Linked DNA regions of Homo sapiens: all the other regions are linked to region 1. A link is a contact called in ENCODE Hi-C or POLR2A ChIA-PET data. All regions are on one chromosome and are shown on one strand. The core of a region is the stretch at or near the end of the contact, and the rest is flanking DNA. Distances in the headings are between cores, read along the strand shown. Region 1 overlaps PTPRK (protein tyrosine phosphatase receptor type K). Region 2 overlaps THEMIS (thymocyte selection associated). Region 3 holds the start of THEMIS (thymocyte selection associated). Region 4 overlaps LOC105377998 (a long non-coding RNA gene).

Evidence for each region. Hi-C counts contacts between places; a loop is a spot of excess contacts on that map. ChIA-PET counts read pairs that join two places held with the same protein, here RNA polymerase II (POLR2A). Pooled maps may share reads with other maps.
Region 2: a pooled map shows a loop between it and region 1 (4-fold over the local background). The contact joins two enhancer-like sites. A Hi-C loop is called at or near these places in 1 of 168 maps with a recorded cell type or tissue (naive thymus-derived CD4-positive, alpha-beta T cell), 2 of 37 single-sample maps with no recorded cell type and 6 of 50 pooled maps. POLR2A ChIA-PET finds 5 or more read pairs at or near these places in 2 of 52 experiments (H1 and Panc1).
Region 3: a loop to region 1 is called in a map of naive thymus-derived CD4-positive, alpha-beta T cell, with 2.2 times the contacts of the local background. The contact joins the promoter of THEMIS here to the enhancer-like site in region 1. A Hi-C loop is called at or near these places in 1 of 168 maps with a recorded cell type or tissue (naive thymus-derived CD4-positive, alpha-beta T cell) and 7 of 50 pooled maps. POLR2A ChIA-PET finds 5 or more read pairs at or near these places in 3 of 52 experiments (Panc1, activated T-cell and naive thymus-derived CD4-positive, alpha-beta T cell).
Region 4: a pooled map shows a loop between it and region 1 (9-fold over the local background). The contact joins two enhancer-like sites. A Hi-C loop is called at or near these places in 2 of 37 single-sample maps with no recorded cell type and 9 of 50 pooled maps. POLR2A ChIA-PET finds 5 or more read pairs at or near these places in 1 of 52 experiments (activated naive CD4-positive, alpha-beta T cell).

What each region holds. Positions count from the first base shown.
Region 1 is chr6:128,255,953-128,261,165 of GRCh38, forward strand. All of the region lies in intron 3 of PTPRK (protein tyrosine phosphatase receptor type K), which reads right to left. Among named protein-coding and RNA genes, the nearest start is that of PTPRK-AS1, 230 kb to the left of the region's middle. Within about 2 kb of position 3,964, at least 2 of the 41 ENCODE cell types and tissues checked have a DNase peak (open chromatin) inside an H3K27ac peak, as active enhancers do.
Region 2 is chr6:127,876,596-127,881,299 of GRCh38, forward strand. All of the region lies in intron 1 of THEMIS (thymocyte selection associated), which reads right to left. Among named protein-coding and RNA genes, the nearest start is that of THEMIS, 22 kb to the right of the region's middle. Within about 2 kb of position 3,301, at least 2 of the 41 ENCODE cell types and tissues checked have a DNase peak (open chromatin) inside an H3K27ac peak, as active enhancers do.
Region 3 is chr6:127,898,644-127,903,266 of GRCh38, forward strand. It overlaps THEMIS (thymocyte selection associated), which reads right to left and starts at 2,415. Exons shown (of 6, transcript NM_001010923.3): 1 at 2,199-2,415. The coding sequence starts at 2,289.
Region 4 is chr6:128,654,131-128,658,699 of GRCh38, forward strand. The region is part of intron 1 of LOC105377998 (a long non-coding RNA gene); the gene reads left to right. Among named protein-coding and RNA genes, the nearest start is that of PTPRK, 140 kb to the left of the region's middle. RefSeq lists an enhancer at 1,406-2,605. Within about 2 kb of position 2,066, at least 5 of the 41 ENCODE cell types and tissues checked have a DNase peak (open chromatin) inside an H3K27ac peak, as active enhancers do.

The DNA of each region.
Region 1 (5,213 bases), core at 2,714-5,213:
CAGATAGCCAGCTAAAACAAAAATATAAGCCTGTATAAAATACCAATTTTTAAAAATTTGAACAATTAGCCATGTATTTATTCAACAAGAAGAAATTTATGGAGTGTCTAATATTTGCTGGACTAATATCTGACAGAAAGAAATACCTAATTTTTGGTCCCTGTCCTCAAGAGAGTCACAATGTGGCAGAAGAGATAAGCATGGTAGGAAATAACTATAGCACAGTTATATGTGATAAAGCAGAGTTAGAACGCTATGAGAGTTCAGGGGAGAGAGAAAATTACTCCACCTGGGAAAACAGCAAGACTTCAGAGAAAGCGACCTTTGAAACATCCTTCATTAACCCAGCACTTAGTGAGCACACACTATTCTAGCCGCTAGGGATACGAAGATGGATAAAAGGCAGAGCCACACCTTTTAGAAGGTAAACCTCTATGACATATGTAGAGCAATAATGTAAAACAAGAGAAAGAGTAGGCAAACTATGTTCTTCATTTTTTTTTTTTTTTGAGATGGAGTCTCGTTCTGTTGCCAGGTTGGAGTGCAGTGGCGATCTTGGCTCACTGCAACCTCCAACTCCCGGGTTCAAGCACTTCTGCCTCAGCCTCCCGAGTAACTGGGATTACAGTTGCATGCCACCACACCTGGCTAATTTTTGTATTTTTAGTAGAGACGGGGTTTCACCGTGTTGGTCAGGATGGTCTCGATCTCCTGACCTCGTGATCCGCCCGCCTCAGCCTCCCAAAGTGCTGGGATTACAGGCGTAAGCAACCATGCCCGGCTGTAGGCAAACTATTTTCTATCTGGGAAAGCGGACAATGATTCAAAAAAAAGATGATTCCAAGCAGTTTTAAAACACTGCAAAAAAAGAGGGCGTTACAGACCAAATAAGGTGTATTTGCAAAAGACTGACAAGAGGAAATATAATGAGCTATTGGCACAAGCAATTTTGTAGAACATCTAGTTAGGAAGAATAGAACAGAAGAGATTAAAACCTGGGAGATGGAGTGGCTCATGCCTGTAATCCCAGAACTTTGGGAGGCCGAGGCAGGAGGATCACATGAGGTCGGGAGTTCGAGACCAGACTGACCAACAAGGAGAAACCCCGTCTCTACTAAAAATACAAAATTAGCCAGGCATGGTGGCACATGCCTGTAATCCCAGCTACTCGGGAGGCTGAGGCAGGAGAATTGCTTGAACATGGGAGGCGGAGATTGTGGTGAGCCCAGATCACGCCATTGCACTCCAGCCTGGGAGACAGAGAGAAACTCCATCCAAAAAAAAAAAAAAGACACCTGGGAGATAGGAAGCTGGGACCTTATCTTGCATGGACTTCTACACCACAAAAAGGAGTCTGCCTTTTTTCATTTTATTTTATTTTATTTTTGAAGGTGTTGTAATGCCTTTAAAGGGTTCTACATGAGGGATAATGTGATTTGCACCTTAAAAAGGTCAGTGTGGTAGCAACAACCAGATTCAAGAACTGGAATCTCATCAGAAAGACCTAAACATGTAATAGTATGCCTAAATATGCTTGGATATTAGTCAACCAATCAAGAAATATTTATTGCATACCTACGTGTACAATAATGTGGAAAGATTTAGATTTTAGTGCTATATTAACATACATATTTATGGAGAGATCAAACACATTATATATTCAGGAAAACAAATTTGTGTATGTAATTTTTTAATCCAAAATGCAATAACAAGTGTTTAAAATAAATAAGTCTCAGAAAGGCTTCACTTAAATTTAATTTCAGACTTAAAATAATGTCATAAACATTGTCTTCACTCTAAGATTTATAAGATAAGTGAAATGATGTAATAAAATGCCAACTTTTCACCCCTTTCAATTTAAGCTAAATTCAGTTTTCAAAGATAGGTGTGATGGAAATTCATTTTTAATTTTCTCTATACTGCGTGTCACCAAAAAAACCAACATGATATACTCAACTAATCTAGTTCAAAGTTCCAGTTCTCAAAAATATGAAGGTTCTCTGATTTGTAAATAGACCTAAACTTTATTGTCATGGCTCATAATAAATCCTGGGAGAAAGAAAAATGGCCAGAATATATTTTATTCAGAAATCAATTAGGACCACTGAGAATTATTTAAATGTGATAATTTGAGGGGATACACACAGGGAGGAAAGTGTCTGAGAATAAAATCATTTTCTTTATACATAAACTAAATTTTATTCTCTTTAAGAAATAAGGCCTTTAAGAAAATCACCATTCTGCTTGTCCCTATATTCTTCTATAAGAAAATAGTGATTATGTGAAATTCCTTAAAATTTCTATAATAAAGACCAAAATATAATGTTAAATCAAGCAAGTGTTACAACATCCATTTGACTATGTTAAAAAGATCAAAATATGTTACATAAAACTGATATCACAGAGTAATCATGCATGGTTTAACTGGCTAATATCTCTCCCTTACCTCTTCCTGAAGTGCTCATGCTAACACTAGAGATAACTGACCAGAAAAATCCAAGGCACTGGGAAAATGAAATAAAGGAAACAAATACTGAATAAAAATGTTAGTTTCGCTATGTACTTTTTTCATTGTATATGTACTTTTTCATTAGATAATTATTTCTCGAGCACCTGATATGTACAAGAGATGAAAAACATAAAACAAAGTTGATGTCTTCATGGAAAACAGGCTAGTATGGAAGAAAGACACTAAACAAGCATATGGAACAGTGACCAAAGTGCTAAGGCAAGGAGGCAAAGGAGTTAACGAACAGAAGGGTAGAGACGGGGTAATTAGGTCAGCCTCTGAGAAGGCAAAATATGAGTAGAGACCAGAATGGGAAGATGGAGGTAATGCCATTCCAGGCGGAGGGAATGACAGGCACAAAGACTTTGAGATACGAATGATCTTGGAGCATTCCACGATCAGAAAGCTGAATGAGGGAGGCAGAGAGCAGAAGACAATTTAACGTGGAGCTAGCCAATAACTGGATTTGGATTTTATTGACTCCATTGAGAAGCCAGTGGAGGATATGGGGTAGAATTCCTAAGTTCCTGATATCTGACATGTGTTTTTAAAAGATCAGTCTGCTGTGAGGAGAAGAGCCTCAGAGAGGTAATAAGGGAAGCTGGGAGAAGTGTGGGGAGGTCCATGTTTGAGGAGGGAGACAGGGAAAGCATGGATTTTTAGCAGTGCTTCCCAAATGCTTTTATATTATGAAAAACAAACAGGAGATGACAACAACTGTGTGGCACCTTGAAGTAAAAAGACAACTGTCATAGTTCCAGGCTCCACCCTATAGGCTAGGTTATCACACTACAAATTTTTCAACACCTGCAATACCACTGTCAGGGAACACCAGTATGCCACAGCTCAAAACCACTAAACTAAGAGTGAGAAATTGTCAGATTGGGACAGGTTGCTTAAAAATAGAATATGAAGAGGAAAGCTTTTCACAATAACCTAATTAAGGAAACCAAAACATTATGTATTATGATTCCACTGAATATCAAGTTTAATATGCACATGCACACACACATATATAATGTACATATATGCACATACATACATGCATATGTATGTGCCACCTGTCAAAATATTAGGAGTCATCTCTAGAAAGCAGAAGGTGAGATTATGGATTACTTTCATTTTCTGTGTATTTCTTCAATGATTTCGTTACTTACAGTAAGTTTGCACTGGTTAAGTAACACGAATAGAGAGAGGCAAAAAATTTCAAGTATGTTTTAGAAGTATAATTCAGTGTGTGTTCAATTTTCATTCTTTTATGTGAAAATCATAAATCCCTAGGAAAGGGCCATAAAAATTCTAAGTATACTACCTTTCTAGCAGTTGAAGATATAACTTAAAACATTCTTTCCTTTTCATTTAAAGAAAGTTAAAAGGAAACTAAAAAAATGTGACTTCCTTCTGTAACATAAGAACCCTTCCACACAACTGCTTTCATTTTCCAGTCCATAACATATGTAAAGCAAACGTACAACATGGACGTAATTTCATAGGAAAGGCCTTAAACTATATAGACCCAATTAACAGTAGTCATCTTGGGGGAGAAATTGAATGAAATGGGTGAAATGAGTTTCACTTTTCATTTTACTGATGTCTGTATTTGAATATTTATAAGTATTTATCAAAATATAATTGCATAATTTAGAAAATCTTTTTTTAGACCTATAGAGTATATTATTCTCTGGATTACACTTCTGATGACATGGCTTCCTAAAATATATTTTTTTTTATTCTATTTTTTAAAAGATTGGATTTCATTCTAAATGTAACAGAACAGGCTTATAGCAGAGGAGTGACATAATCTGAATTATGATCTGAAGAAGTTTGTTTTGATGACTGTGAGAAGTGGTTTGTGGGAGACCAAGATCCAGAAGCAGAGACAATGTTAAGGAGACCACTGCAGTTGTTGAAGGAAAAGATGACGGCATTAACCCTGAGGATGCCCAAAAATAAAATAGAGAAGATGGCCTTTATCATTGCTACCCACAATATCTAGCATAGCAAATGGCATGTAGTAAGCCTCCTATAAAGAGGTATTCGGGTAAGAAAGTTAGGAAGAGAGGCCAGCCATCCAGAAGGCTGGGATGGAGATTACCGCTTTTCTAATTGGAGCTGGAGAAGCGAAACATGTTTCTTGAAGATGCTTGTATAATGTCCATTTATGAAAGCAGTTTCCTAATCTCCTAATAAATAAAAGACTCATATAACCACTACCACAACAAATTTGGAAGCAGGGACAACAAAAATTATTTCAAAACAAGCTTAGTTCTCCGTTCAACTCCAGTATTTAAGCATGTGGTCCCTGAACTTTCATGTACATTCACTGAACTTTCATGTACATTAGAAGATGCTGCAAAAATATAGGAAGTTGTAGTAAGTTACTTTAAAGACACCTAAAAAATACTGCTTTAGCAAGCTTAACATTTAATGATATAGTTGTCCTCTAAGATCTGAAAATAAAAATTTAAATTGCAAAACAAACATGCATTTTCTTAGTTTTTCCATCTCTTTTTATGTATAGGCTGAGGTCTCTACTTAGTATTTCATCCTGAGCTTATATAGCAATAGTTTCTGTTTTACCCCTCTTGATCTGTCAATCTATCAAGCCTCTAAACTTCATTTTCTATTTTACCCATCCAAATTTAAATTCCATGTTGTCTTTATTTATTTTATATTCCAAGCTCAGTGCTCCAAATAAAACTTT
Region 2 (4,704 bases), core at 2,051-4,550, 380 kb before region 1:
AGTTCCTTAGTAAATTGCAAAGTTTGGTTAGGTTTGCAAATATTGTAGCATATTAAGCAGGTAAAGGAAAGTCAGGAGACAACATAAATCAACTTAGAATAGCATATGGATTTAAGAGTTAGTTAAAGATATAGTGTGAAAACAAAACTAAACGAAAGCAATTAACTATGGCTAGATCTGCCTCCACTCAGAGTGACAATAGAGCATCTTGGACATACGTGGAAATAAATTTTTAAGATTATTATAATACCCTTATAATTTACTTAAAATACTTCAGCTAGATAATGAAATACATCTAGGCATATCTCAGAGATATTGCAGATTTGGTTCTAGACCACTGCAATAAATGAATATTACAATAAGGCAAGTCACACAAATTTTTTGGTTTCTCAGTGCATATAAAAATTATATTTACAGTATACTGTAGTCTATTAAGTATCCAATAGAATTATGTCTAAAAAATAATGTATATACCTTAATTTAAAACCAATGTGTTGCTAAAAACTGCTAACAATCCTCTGAGTCTTCAGAGAGTCATAATCTTTTTGCTGGTAGAGGGTCCTGCCTTGATGTTGACGGCCTTGATCTGAATTAGGATTTGGCTAAGAGAATGTTGTGGCTGATGTGATCTTCTATTCACACCACTAAAACTTTCTTATCAGCAATAAGGCTGTTTTTCTTTCTTATCATTCATATATTCACTGGAGTAGTACATTTAATTTCCTTCAAGAACTTTTCCTTTACAATAACAGCTTGACTAACTGCTTGGCACAAGAAGCCTAGCCTTTAGCCTATATTGGCTTTTGACGTTCCTTCCACACTAAGCTTAATCATTTCTAGCTTTTGATTGAAAGTGAGAGAGTATGACTCTTCCTTTCACTTGAACATTTAAGAGGCCAGCATAGGGTTATTAATTTGCCTAATTTCGATATTGTTGTGTCTCAGGGAATAGGCAGACACAAGGAGAGGAAGAGATGGGGAAGAAATGGCTGGTCGAGGGAGCAGTTGGACACACAACATTTATTAAATTTTCCATCTTATATGCTCACTGTTCGTGGTGCCCCAAAACAATAACAATAGTAGCATCAAAGATCATTGATTGCAGATGATTACAACAAATATACTAATGAAAAAGTTTGAAATACTGCAAGAATTACCAAAATGTGGCACAGAGACACAAAGGGAGAACACATTGGTGGAAAATGGTGCCAATAGAATTGCTCGATACAGGTGTGCCACAATCCTTCAATTTGTTAAAAAAGAAAAAGCAATATTTACTTGTGAAGCACAAAAAAAAATGAAGTATGCCTGTATGCATCTGTTCAAGAGTTTTAACCACAGGGAAAGGATCAGGAAAATGCTAGTTCTCATTTGAGATACACTAATCAGAAATAAAACCCAGGGTGGCTACACAACATGCAAAGACTAATCAAAGGTCCATGCTCTTAAAACAACTACCGCAAATATCACATGCTTTTGTTTCCTATTAATACAGGCTTTGTTAATTAGAATAATGGTTTTTAGTAAGGCTGCTTCATGGGTGAAATCAGTGGTGTTCAAAATGTGTTCATTAGTTGCAAATATAACATAGGCATTCCTGTTCTTGCAAAGTGGTATAAGAATCTTGTGAACCCAACATGGGCCCTATGCTCTACCGTTCCAGCTCAGCAGCTGATTCAAAACAGTTTTGTTACCTGATTCTAACTAGAAGGGTAGCTGAATCCTGCTGCTGAAACACAGTTGCAGAAGTCTCTAATGAACTTTTCAGGCAAGGTACTGTCAGACAGCTTCAAAAGACAGCTGGGACTACATCAAGCTGACACGTGGCCATATAGCTGTTATTATATCTATTTGCAAAAAAAAAATGCTTTTTACATTTGGCAAAATTTGATGTTAGACTTTTTTTGGTTGTACTAGGCCTTCAGGTTTATGGGGTAAGAGACTGATAGCTATCATCTACTTTCAAGAACTGAAGGCTATGAGTATCGACCAAAAATAACCAAATTAAGGTGAATGACAAAATGGATTCTGGTCAGTTGGGACCAAAAGTCATTTTCTCCAGAAAGGTTGGCATGAATTTTTTTCTAGTGACTCTTAATAAATAAGATGAGATTAATACTTCTCAATAAATTAATAAATAGAAATTTCTGAATATTACTGAGCAGTGAGCCTGTGGTTTTCTAAAAACATGATGCTTTCTTGAATAATTCTGCTTTGTCTTTCAAAGGGATCTGAATTAGAAAAGCAACTAGCATGAAGCCCAGCAGTAAAAATAAAATGCTATAGGTCACTTGTCAGATGAATGGCATCTATCAGTAGTTAATTTCCACTGTCAGGTTTTTAATGAATTGCTTATTGTTTCTAGTAAGAAGAGAAATTTCTTAACAGCAGAAATTAAAAATTGTATTCTTGTTTATATCTTTGTGGATTAAAATACTAATTTAAATGGTAAAGCCTCTGTTACAATAAGAAGTAATTTGCTAGATGTCAATTTAGGAAAAAAAATCTTTTTCAAAAGAATGCTATTTCTAATGCACAGAGGAAAATGTTCTCTGAGGTATATTACATGAAAATTTCGGTGTTCTAATTATTGTTGACAGAAACAATATCAATCCAGGAATGATCCTCTAACCTGTTGAGCATATGTTAACAAATAGCATATCTTAAAATGCCTTTGTAACTCTTATGTCTAACTCTGCAAGAGGCTTGGACTTTTTTGAGAGTTAGGGCCATGATGATTGTGTGATCTTTATTGCTCCAAATTCAGCATCCTGACAGGTATTAGGTAGCCACTCAAAGAGTGTCAGCTGGATAAATGAATATTCTTGGACATTCATTTACTCATTGATTATCTGTTTCCTTATATTTAAGTATCATGAAGAAAGATAATTGTTGCTCCTGTTAATATGAAAAGAAAGTTTTATTCTTCTCTTTATTGATAATGGCTGAAATAATTTTCTAAAAATGTGTGTAAATGTCTCTGTAAAATGAGATTAGTTTCAGTGATCTAGAATGCTGTGTCACTCTGAAAAAAAAAAAAGAACAGATTTACCAGAAATGTAGAATATTGCTTTTTTAAAAAATGAGCAAATTATTTGCGGGCAGGGTGTAGAAAAAGAAAGAAAAAAAACGAGGACTTAGTGCAGTCGGGGAAGAAGGATGGAGAAGCTGCCTCTGGCCTTCCGTGAGCTGGAGCTGCTGGACTGGATCCTAACCAAGCTGGTCTTCAACTATTTACAACCCGGCTGCCTAGGCCACTTCCACAGTTTGGTATTTTCCCTACCAGCTCCGGGAAATGCGCCCCCACCTCGGGCACCTGATTTCCTCCCAGCTGCGAAGCCCACCCTGCCCAGACTCCTCCCCCGGGTGTAGCCCAGTCACGCAGGTTACAGCCATGCCGTTTTCCTCCATTTTTTAGGCATGCAATGCATGTACAGTTGATCTGCCACTTTTTAGGTGCCATCTCTATTATTATCCTCTAATTATATTATGTATCTTTTCTTTGAATGAAAAATTTGATGGCTGGGGCTTTTATTTTATATGTTCCCCTTTTCCATGCATCATGTTTCACCACAGCATACAACAGGTGCTCAAAGTAAATTTGCGTCAAACAGTACATTAAAATTATCCAATCTCATTTGTCTAAAGTTAAAAGGAGGATGGAAGGGAGGGAAAAATGGAGGGCAAGCCTGTATCTCATCTAAGATTAGTTCAAATTACCATTATTTCAAAATTCCATAAACTCTTTGAGCAAGCCAAATAGCTGCTGATCTTTATTTAATTACTGGAATAAATATATATGCTGTGTTTAGATAGATGGGTTAGGACAACTGTTAGTCATTTTAAAAATCAGGGTGGTTTCTGCTAATGAACAGTTATTTCTGAACTCACATGATTTGATTTCAGGAGTCCTGAGGAAAAAAAAAAAACTTTTTTGAATATGTTTTAAGCTTTTCCTGATGCCAAAAGACAAATTAAAAAAAAAAAAAAAAAGCACTTTGGTCTGTGGTTAGAAGGTTAGAATTCACACATTGTTTATGGGGCAGGTGTTCTTTCCTTAACTGACATAAATGCTGAATCACTAAAACCAACCCTTCTAATGTAGACAAAAAACCTCTTGAGTCCTATCTATTTTTTGTAAGAACCAGAAAATCAGACAGCTAATCTGTTTATGTAGAGTAGCTGAAAATTGCCTCCCAAAAAACTTGTCCTAATAAGTTATTTTTAAAATAACAACAAAAAAGTATTTTTAAGTAATGACTGACCATTTCCATGTAAAAAGTTTTATTTCCTGTGAAAAAGTATTTCATTTAAAGACATTTCATTTCACAACTTTTGTTAAAATCTTAGTTTTAAAAGACGCGATGATTCCAAGTATTTATTGAGTGTGAAACAAATTAGATGTTCCAAGTAAAATGTAAAGTTTTTAAATTCAAGAACTTGACTATTGCATCAAAGCAGACATTTCTAAAATCCAAGTTTTATCATCTTTTTTTGCACACTAACTTGAAGTCACTTTCTTTCCCATCTCAACACTTATTCACTGGTCATTTAGCAGTGCCTAACAAAATCTACCAGTATCATAATATACAAAACCATAAAACTACTAATCTTAAAGTAAGTCTTGCTTTTTATTTTTCTTTAGTGAATGTTTTAAAGTTAAATAATTGACCAATAATTTGTACTTGTTAAAAATGAATTTAG
Region 3 (4,623 bases), core at 1,165-3,664, 360 kb before region 1:
CTGGATATATATTCAAAAGAAAAGATATCAATATATTACAGATACCTGCATTCACATGTTTTTACAATAGCCAAAATATGAAATCAACTTAAATGTCCATCAACAGATGAATAGACAAATAAAATGTGGAATATTATTCAGCCATAAAAAAGAATGAAATCCTGTCATTTGCAACAACATGGATAGAACTGAAGGACATTAGGTTAAGTGAAATAAGCCAGGCACAGAAAGACAAATATCACATGTTCTCATTAATTTGTGGGAGCTAAAAAAATTGATATCATGGAGATAGAGAGTAGAATGATGGCTACCAGGTGCTGGGAAGGGTAGTGGGAGGGGGATAGAGAGGGGTTGGTTGATTAATGGGTACAGAAACACAGTTAAAAGGAATAAGATCTAGTGTTTGGTAGTACAATAGGGTGACTATAGCTAAAAATAATTTACTGTATATTTCAAAACAACTAGAGTAGTGGAATTGGAATGTTCCTAACATGAAGAAATGGTAAAAGTTTGAGGCAATGAATAATATCCCCATTACTCTGACTTGATTATTACACACTGTATCAAAATATCACATGTATCCCATAAATATGTATATATATTATGTATCTATAAAAACATTTTTAAAGTCTATGAATATCTAAGCCAATTTAGGAAAAAAGGATTGAAAACAAGGGATTGGTCTATACATCATTTCTATATTAACATGTATTGCAAGGCCATAGTTACAAAAATAGTGTGTTTGGGGGCAGCTAAGAAAAAAAATAAACTAATGGAATAGAAGAGATATTTTAGAGACAGACTGATACAGAGGTGAACATATAATATGATTTGAAGGAGGCAACAAAAATCAATGGCGGAAAGATTGTCAGCTTAGCAAATGGTACCTGGAAATCAGGTGAACTGTATAGAGAAAACTAAAATTGGATCCCTGTACAATTCATAACATTGTCCTCCAAATAGACTAAAAACTAAATGCAAAATATGAAACCGTAAAGTTGATAAAAACAACATAGGAAAATATCTTTTTAAAGTAGACATAAAGAAAGACTTTTTACGTAAAGCCTAAAAAACACAAACCATGAGACAAAAAATGATTTGGGGCTGGCTTAGAAATAGAGACATTGATAATATGATTATACACGGCAAAACATAGTCTGATTCCAAAAATCAACTTACAAATTAGTTAAATAAAACTGTACACTAAGCTGATAACAGCCCATATCAATTCATCACCTGCAAGTATGTGTGTGTATATTTTATATATATATATATATATATAATATATATAAAAACTGGAGCTGACGTGTTAATCTTTCTTTTACTTTGCAACATAATATGTAATACATTATTTTGTCTACGAACAAGAAAGACCTGCCTACCAACAGTTAAGTTATTTTCCTGGTAGTTTTGTCTTGATCTGTTTCTACAACTGCTTCAATTCTACCACTCTTGAGGCCAGAAATACACCTACAGAATTATTAATTGTATTCTATGTATTCAAACTAACCATGTAAAGATTCTAGGTTGTATATTGGAGGTTATAATGTTCTTTCACCTGAATTAACATAGTGAGTTACACCAAAACTCACTATCTTATTATTCAATAAGTTTAATTGAACTCTGAGTTTCAACATCAATTTTTAAAAATTATCTTGTAGCAATAATTTCTATACCTTCAAATTAAAATTTTCATTATTTAAGGAATTTGGAGTTAGGCCACTACAGAGTGAGAAAAACATTGGTATAAGCAACATTTAGGAGCTAAAAGTTTGGGAAATATTTGGAAATACTTCTTTCTAAACACTGTGCCTTTGATAGTTGCTTTTGTTTTAGCAAGCTAAATTTTATTTTTTATATTGTGGAAACATAAATATTGATAACTAAATTTATTATTCTTGATTACAACCAATTTCAAAGCAAAGGCAGAAATAGTTCACCATTCAAGGCCTACAGAAAGCTCAAGAAGCTTCACTCAATTCCTTATTTCTGTCTGTCCCAGAGTCCTGTCTAGTTTCTCCCCTCTCCAACACCATTGGCTTTTGACGATTCGTTGGTCAGTTCATTACTTTCTTTTGTGATCGCCTTTCCTTTACCAGAACTCACATATTTGCTGTTAAAATTCCCCCCCTCCAATTTTCAAAAATGTATACTTTACAAGAATGTTCTAGCCAGTAAAGGTATTGGAGAGTGCTTACCTTCAAGATAGATGCCTGCCTGGATTTCTAGAACCCTGGGTAGGGTCCTGAGGTCAAGGGAGTGGACGAATTCTTCCAGTGATAATGCCATTGCTATGCCTTGGGTAGTTTGTAGACCTGGTGCTCACAGAAACTTGTGGCTTCTGGGTGACACTTGTCTGCAATTGCAGCCCCTGCTCACCATTTCTTCCTCAGGCAGGCAGGAATGTCACACTACAGCCAGAGTGGGGTGGAGTAGCTCTATGTGGGGAGGACAATGAAGAGGGAGGGGGGAAGCAGGAGACAAAAAATGTTATAGCTCTTTTTGTTCACATTGTGGCTTCATTTCCTTCTGACATTGAAGTTGAACAGGATGGGGGTGGGGTGAACAGACACTGCCCAAAAAATGAGACGTGCTAAGTAGCGCATTCTGTCCTTTGTTAATCCAGGTGTGCATCTACTATGGTAGCAAAACTGAGGTCAGAGTTGCTTGTGGCTTGCCCACCAACAAAGAACAGGAATATAGGACTAAAGTCTAATCTTAAAAATGGCACCATGTGAATTCATTATCTCTCTAGTTCATTTCTAAAGCTTGGCTTTGTGCCTTATTTGCATACTGTCAGTGCCTTTACATTAAAATTGGTAATAAAAGTGCTTTGCGTCAGCTCTTTTTAGAATTCTGATACTATACTCTGGAGAGAGTATTGAAACCACTTTTTATTCTTCCACATTAAAAATTTTGCTGAATCTTAAAGGAGGGTAGGGTAGGGATAGAATATGCAAAATGATACAGTAAATTAACAAAGTACATTAAAATGAGTTTTCTAATCTCTACACTATAGTAGAAAGTATTAAAATTACTTGTCAGGAAACCTGCATTTTCTGGGTTTAGTTCTGCTTTTGATTTACAGGCTAACGTCAGCCTTGTCTTCTCTGATTTTCATTTGTTTTATTTACTAAATGGAGATGAAGTAGAAGAGTCCAATAAATTTTATAATTTCTTCCAAGTTCACAATTCCACAATTCTGATCTTATTGTTGAAATTTAGGAGGGGAAATGATCAGCACCAAAGGAAGCAGGAGAAAACTCATGAACATTGATCTCTTCAAAATCCTGCCCCTCTCTATTTTTTGCATGTAACTGAAACAATATTTAAAATATATACAATTAAAGGTGGTAGTTCCTAAGTCTCTTTAAGGTAAAGTAGAAGAATATTGGTTGAGGCTGGGTACGGTGGCTCATACCTGTAGTCCCAGCACTTTAGGAGGCTGAGGTAGGAGAATTGCTTGAGCCCAAGAATTCAAAACCAGCCTGGGCAACATAGTGAGACTTTGTCTCTACAAAAAAATTAAAAAATTAGCCAGGCATGGTGGCACATGCCTGTAGTCCCAGCTGTGAGGAGGCTGAGGAAGGAGGATCACTTGAGCCCTGGAGTTTGAGGCTACAGTGAGTTGTGAACATGCCACTGCATTCCAGGCTGAATGACACAGCAAGACTCTGTCTCAAAAAAAAAAAAAAAAAAAAATAAAGAATACTGGTTGGTATGTATACACTTGAAAGATGACAGGAATCTACACGTTTTCTTTAGTAACCAAACCCAGGCACTTATCTATTAACTGTTTTGGCCTTAGGCTGCAGAGAGCATAGCCACATACAGAGGGTCAGGGGACATCTCAGTTCTACCATGGCCATCATGTAAATGACCTAGAAAGATAAAAACTGCCTAGTTTTGATATGGAGCTTATAAAACTGTTTCAACTCTTTGTAATCCTATTTGACATTTTCAATAATCAGTCCAGCTTCATTTCTTTCTTTATAAAAGTAGAATTTACGATTGACCACATCAACAGGTTTACTATCATTAGATTCAAATTCCTCACTGGCAACTTTTTTGTCCAAAAATGTCCTACCCTTGATCTGTCTGCCTTCCATACCCCTCCCCACAGTTTACAGCCTAGTAGTGTATTTCATGTGGATGAATACATGAAAGAGGCTTCTGTGGACTGCTCCTTAAAAATTATGAATCCGTTAGAACTGATGCCACAATACATTTCATTTGATATCTAATGCAAGCTGGATATCACTTATTTTTTTAATATTCCCAAGTCAAATTTCTATCCTACTAGCCAAACAGCCATTTCGTATCACCAATCTCTTACAATTACCTAGGCTCCATCTGCTTCTGCTCTCGCGACAGATGACGCTCTCTCTGTGATAATCATCTTCGTATTCTCAGTCTTAATTAATGACACTGCTATTCTCTTAGTTTCCCAAGCCGGAAGGCTTAGAATCATGTGAGATGCCATTTTTTTTCTCTAGCCGTTAAATCCATCAGGCCCTATAGATGGCAATACTCAGTACCACTCACTCTGTCTTTGCTCTATATCCCCACTGCTACTGCTTTAGACCAGATCGTAATCACTTCTGACACACAGGCAAAAAAATC
Region 4 (4,569 bases), core at 816-3,315, 400 kb after region 1:
GGGATGGGTGGGTCAAATGGTATTTCTAGTTCTAGATCCCTCAGGAATCGCCACACTGACTTCCACAATAGTTGAACTAGTTTACAGTCCCACCAACAGTGTAAAAGTGTTCCTATTTCTCCACATCCTCTCCAGCACCTGTTGTTTCCTGACTTTTTAATGATTGCCATTCTAACTGGTGTGAGATGATATCTCATTGTGGTTTTGATTTGCATTTCTCTGATGGCCAGTGATGGTGAGCATTTTTTTCATGTGTTTTTGGCTGCATAAATGTCTTCTTCTTTCTGTAAACAAGTATTACTAATTTTCTTGGGTAAATAAGAATTAAATGACTGGTTTGAATGTTCTGTTCATGTTTCGCTTTACAAGGGACTCACAAAATGTTTTCCAAATGATGGTTGATTATTCCCACCAACATTATAGTAGAGTTCTAATTGCTCCACATTTTTGCCAGTATTTTGTATTGTCAGACTTTTAACTTTAGCAATTTCTAACGGGCATTTGGTGGACTTAATTTTGATTTTTCTGTTGATTAATGATGTTTCATATGCCCATTAGCAATTTATATATCTTTCTATGTGATGCATCAGTTCAACTCTCTGTCCATTTAAAATTTGATTGTTTTTCTTATTATTTAGTTGTAAGAGGTCTTTATATATTCTGGAAACTAATCCTTTGTCAGAAATTTGTACTGTAAATGTTTACTCCCAGACTTTATCTTGCCTTTTTATTTTTGTCAAAGTGTCTTTCAAAGGGCAGTCATTTTTAATCTTGATGGAGTACAAGCATCAGTTTTTCTTTTACGTTCATGCTTTCTACATAGTATGTAAAAATAACACAAAAAACAATATAAACAGTATAGCAAGGTCACAAATATTTTCTACTATATTTTATTCTAGAAGTTTTACAGTTTTAACTTTCACACTTAGGGCTATGATTTAAGTTAATTTTTATGTATGATTTGAATTAAGCATTAAAGCTTATTTTTACTTTGCTATTTTTATCTCTGGTTTGAGTTAGGTCTTCTTCATATCATCCATGTTTCTATTTAAAATGCTTAATATTTCCTCTATTAAGCTTAACTATCCTAACTTAACTTAACTATCCTAACTTAACTTAACTATCCTAAATATTTAGGCAGCCAACATTGGGCCACATAAAACAAATTCTTAGAGACCTATAAAGAGACTTAGATAACCACACAATAATTGTGGGAGACTTAACACCTTACTGACAGTGTTAGACACATCATTAAGGCAGAAAACTAACATAGATATCTGGGACCTATTGGTTCTTGAACACCTGGATAGAGTTGTAATAACTGTTTTAATGTCTTTGTTTATATGTTCTATCATCTTCATAATTTCTGGGTCAGTTTTGATTTAATTTTTTCTCTTCGTTATGAGTCTTATTTTCCTGCTTTTTTATGTTTGTATGGCAGACTTTGTGAAATTTACCTCATTGAGTGATGGATATTTTTGTATTACTATAAATGTTGTTGAGCTTTGTTCTGGGACATAGTTAAGTTACTCGGAAACAGATGGGTTCTTTCAGGTCTTGAATTTAATCTTTGTTAGGTGGGATTAGAGCAGCTAATTTTGTCACGCTACTGAAGAAAAGCCATTATGCATATACTACTCAATGCCCCATTTTCCACTCTGACTAGTGGGTAGAGAAACTATTCTTGGCCCTGTGAAAACTCTGTAAATTTTCTCCTCTAATCCTTTTGGGTTGTTCTTTTTCCATCCTCAGAGAGTTTCCTCACAGAAATACCCTGATTAATACTCAGCCAAAGCCTTGAGGGAAGGGAGATCCTGTGAAGATTTCTGAATCTCTGTGTAACTTTCCCCTCTGGTACTCTGACCAGCAAAATGTAGCTTTCTCCAAAGAGACCTGAGCAGTTTGTCAGGGATTAGAGTATACTGGCTCCTGAGTGGTGTTAGCCAGGGAAATGAAATGTTTTGTGGTGATGTCAATCAATTTTAAGGCATCATTTCCTCATTGTCAGACATATCTCTCACATAGGCAAGGAAGCTCATGTCAGCTGACTAGACATCCTCTCTCCAGGACAATGGTGGAGATTCCCTGTGAATCTAGCCCTCTTGGTCTCCGTTTCCTTTTGTTGCATGCCAACATACCCCTGCTTGATAAACCCTCTTTCTTTTGTGGTAAGTTTGTAGCTCTCTCAGTCCCAGTGACATTACAATCTTTGCTAATTAGTCATCTCACTTGGGGTTTCCAAAACTCTTTATTCACAAATACTGATAGTCCTATGAGTCATTCTTATATATGAGTAATTCAGTAATTTTGTGTTGATTTTTACCAGTTTTATCTCAAAGATCAATTTCATTGTAAATGTTGTGACTATAATTACTGTGAATTAAGAATTTTTGAACATATTCCTATTTAAAAAAAAATCTTTGCTAGGACCATCTATCTTATTTGTATGAGCTCCTTTATAATCTAGATTTTTGGGTATTATTTATTTGTTAATATCTTCTAGTTTGACCTTGCCCTTATTTTGGTTCTATTTCATTGTCCATAGAATTAAAATAATTTTTTTTGTGGTGGATTGGTCGGTGAGGGGAGGCAGTGGCAGACAGGGTCTTGCTCTTTTGCCCAGGGTGGAGTGCAGTGGCTCAATCATAGCTTTGTAACATCAAACTCCTGGGACTCCATACATGCACTATGACTGGCTAATTAAAAAAATTATTTTGTAGCAGTGGAATCTTGCTATGTTGCCCAGGCTGGAACAGAATTAAAATTCTAATATAGTAAAAAGTATAAAATCTTTACATTTATTGTTTCTTCTCTTTAATGTATACGAATGAATTAATATTTAATCTAGAGACCTGAAAAGCATTAAATTCCATTTTCTGGTAGATTTTTGAATATATATTTTATTTTTGTAGACATATTAGAGTGTTGTTCCGTCTCTCATATTTTTCTCCTTCCTGACTACTCCTCTCATCACTTGGCTAATCCATAGCAGCATGGGGGTGGGTCCATAATAGCCCTGTTGGCACAATCTGATTCTTCCTCTTTGATGATGGTTTATTTTAATCCAGTGACCATCTGAATCAAGATGGCCTAATTAGCATTATTTTCCTGGGACTTTAAATCTGGGCTGTAAAATTTAAATTGAAAACAAGGAGAGTCACTTGAATGAATAAGATGTAATCTTAGGACACTGTAGAAGAGATATCTTAGTTATGATATCACTGGGGTGTTCAGAGAAAGAGGTGAATAAATGAACTTAATGCTCAGTAAGAAGCAGAAGTGAGAGGAGGAAGGGAATTTCCTGGGATTTTTATGTCTTCTGCTTCCTAGTTCCAGTGTTTCTCTAAAACCAGCCTGCATTTCTGTTCTTGGTCATTAATAAAATGTACTTATATCTTTATAATAAATTCTCTCTTTCACTTACTTTAGCTAAATTTAGTTTATAGTACTTCTAATTCAGGAGTTTTAACTAATAAAGAATTCAAGTTTTTTCCCTTTTTTGTAATAAGTTTGGTGTAAGCTGTCAGATGGAGTATCCAACATTCACCCTAAGAGTAGGAACTAGATAAATTATATACCACCTTCTGGGCAGCATATGAAGGCAGTTCACAAAAGAAAGAGGCTGAGGTCAAGGCAGAAGCTAGTTTTGTATATTACTACCAGATCTTATAATTTCTAAGACAAAAGAAATTAAGCTTGAGCTAGGTTAGAAAACCGTGGGAGAGACTGGTTAAGTATCAATACCTAGCCTGGAGAAGGGGCAGACACAAAATGGAAGAGTAATAAGAGAAGACTGGAAATAACACTTAGTTAAACTAGATAATCCATACAGAATCAATCTAGAAAGAGTCTCATGATTAATAAGTTTAGTTAATCCTTTATTTTTTTCATTTAGAAGCTATATAGGCATAGGGTACTGGACAAAACCGGCATATACAGCAGAAACCAAGGCAAACACAGCCCTTCCATTATGGAGCTCACATTCTTGTGGGATGGAGAAGGAAGGTATTAAATAATTAAGTATACATTTATTCATTCATTATTACTGTAATGAGTACTGTTAAGGAGAACCATTAAAGTTTAAGCTGAAGGAACTTGACCAGGTCTGGGTGACAAGGAATGATTCTTTAAGAAAGTGAAATAAAGTATCTTTGCATATATTTTCTAGGCCAGATGTTTAAAATAGTAGACTTGTTCCAGTGGGCATGTGGATTTTTTTTTAAAATCACTTTATAATTACTTGTAACAAAAACTGGTAGAAATGCAAAAGTGTATGGATTTAAATTTCTGTGTTCTTTTTTTTATGCCTTTGACATTAATTTTCTTCTTGAAATAAGTGTTAGTCATGTGACTTAAAATGCAGAAAATGATACACATTGTCTAGCTTTGTCAGAGGGATGCAGTGAGTGCAAAGAATTATCTTGCCTAAGAAATCTAACATCCTAAATGGAAAGGCTTCAAATATCAAATAAACCCGATGCTACTTTATTTGATACCTCCTTACACCATTTCATTTAGGCTTTTCTTTTTTCTGCTTCCTAACTCACATGCTCAGACTTCTCGAAACCT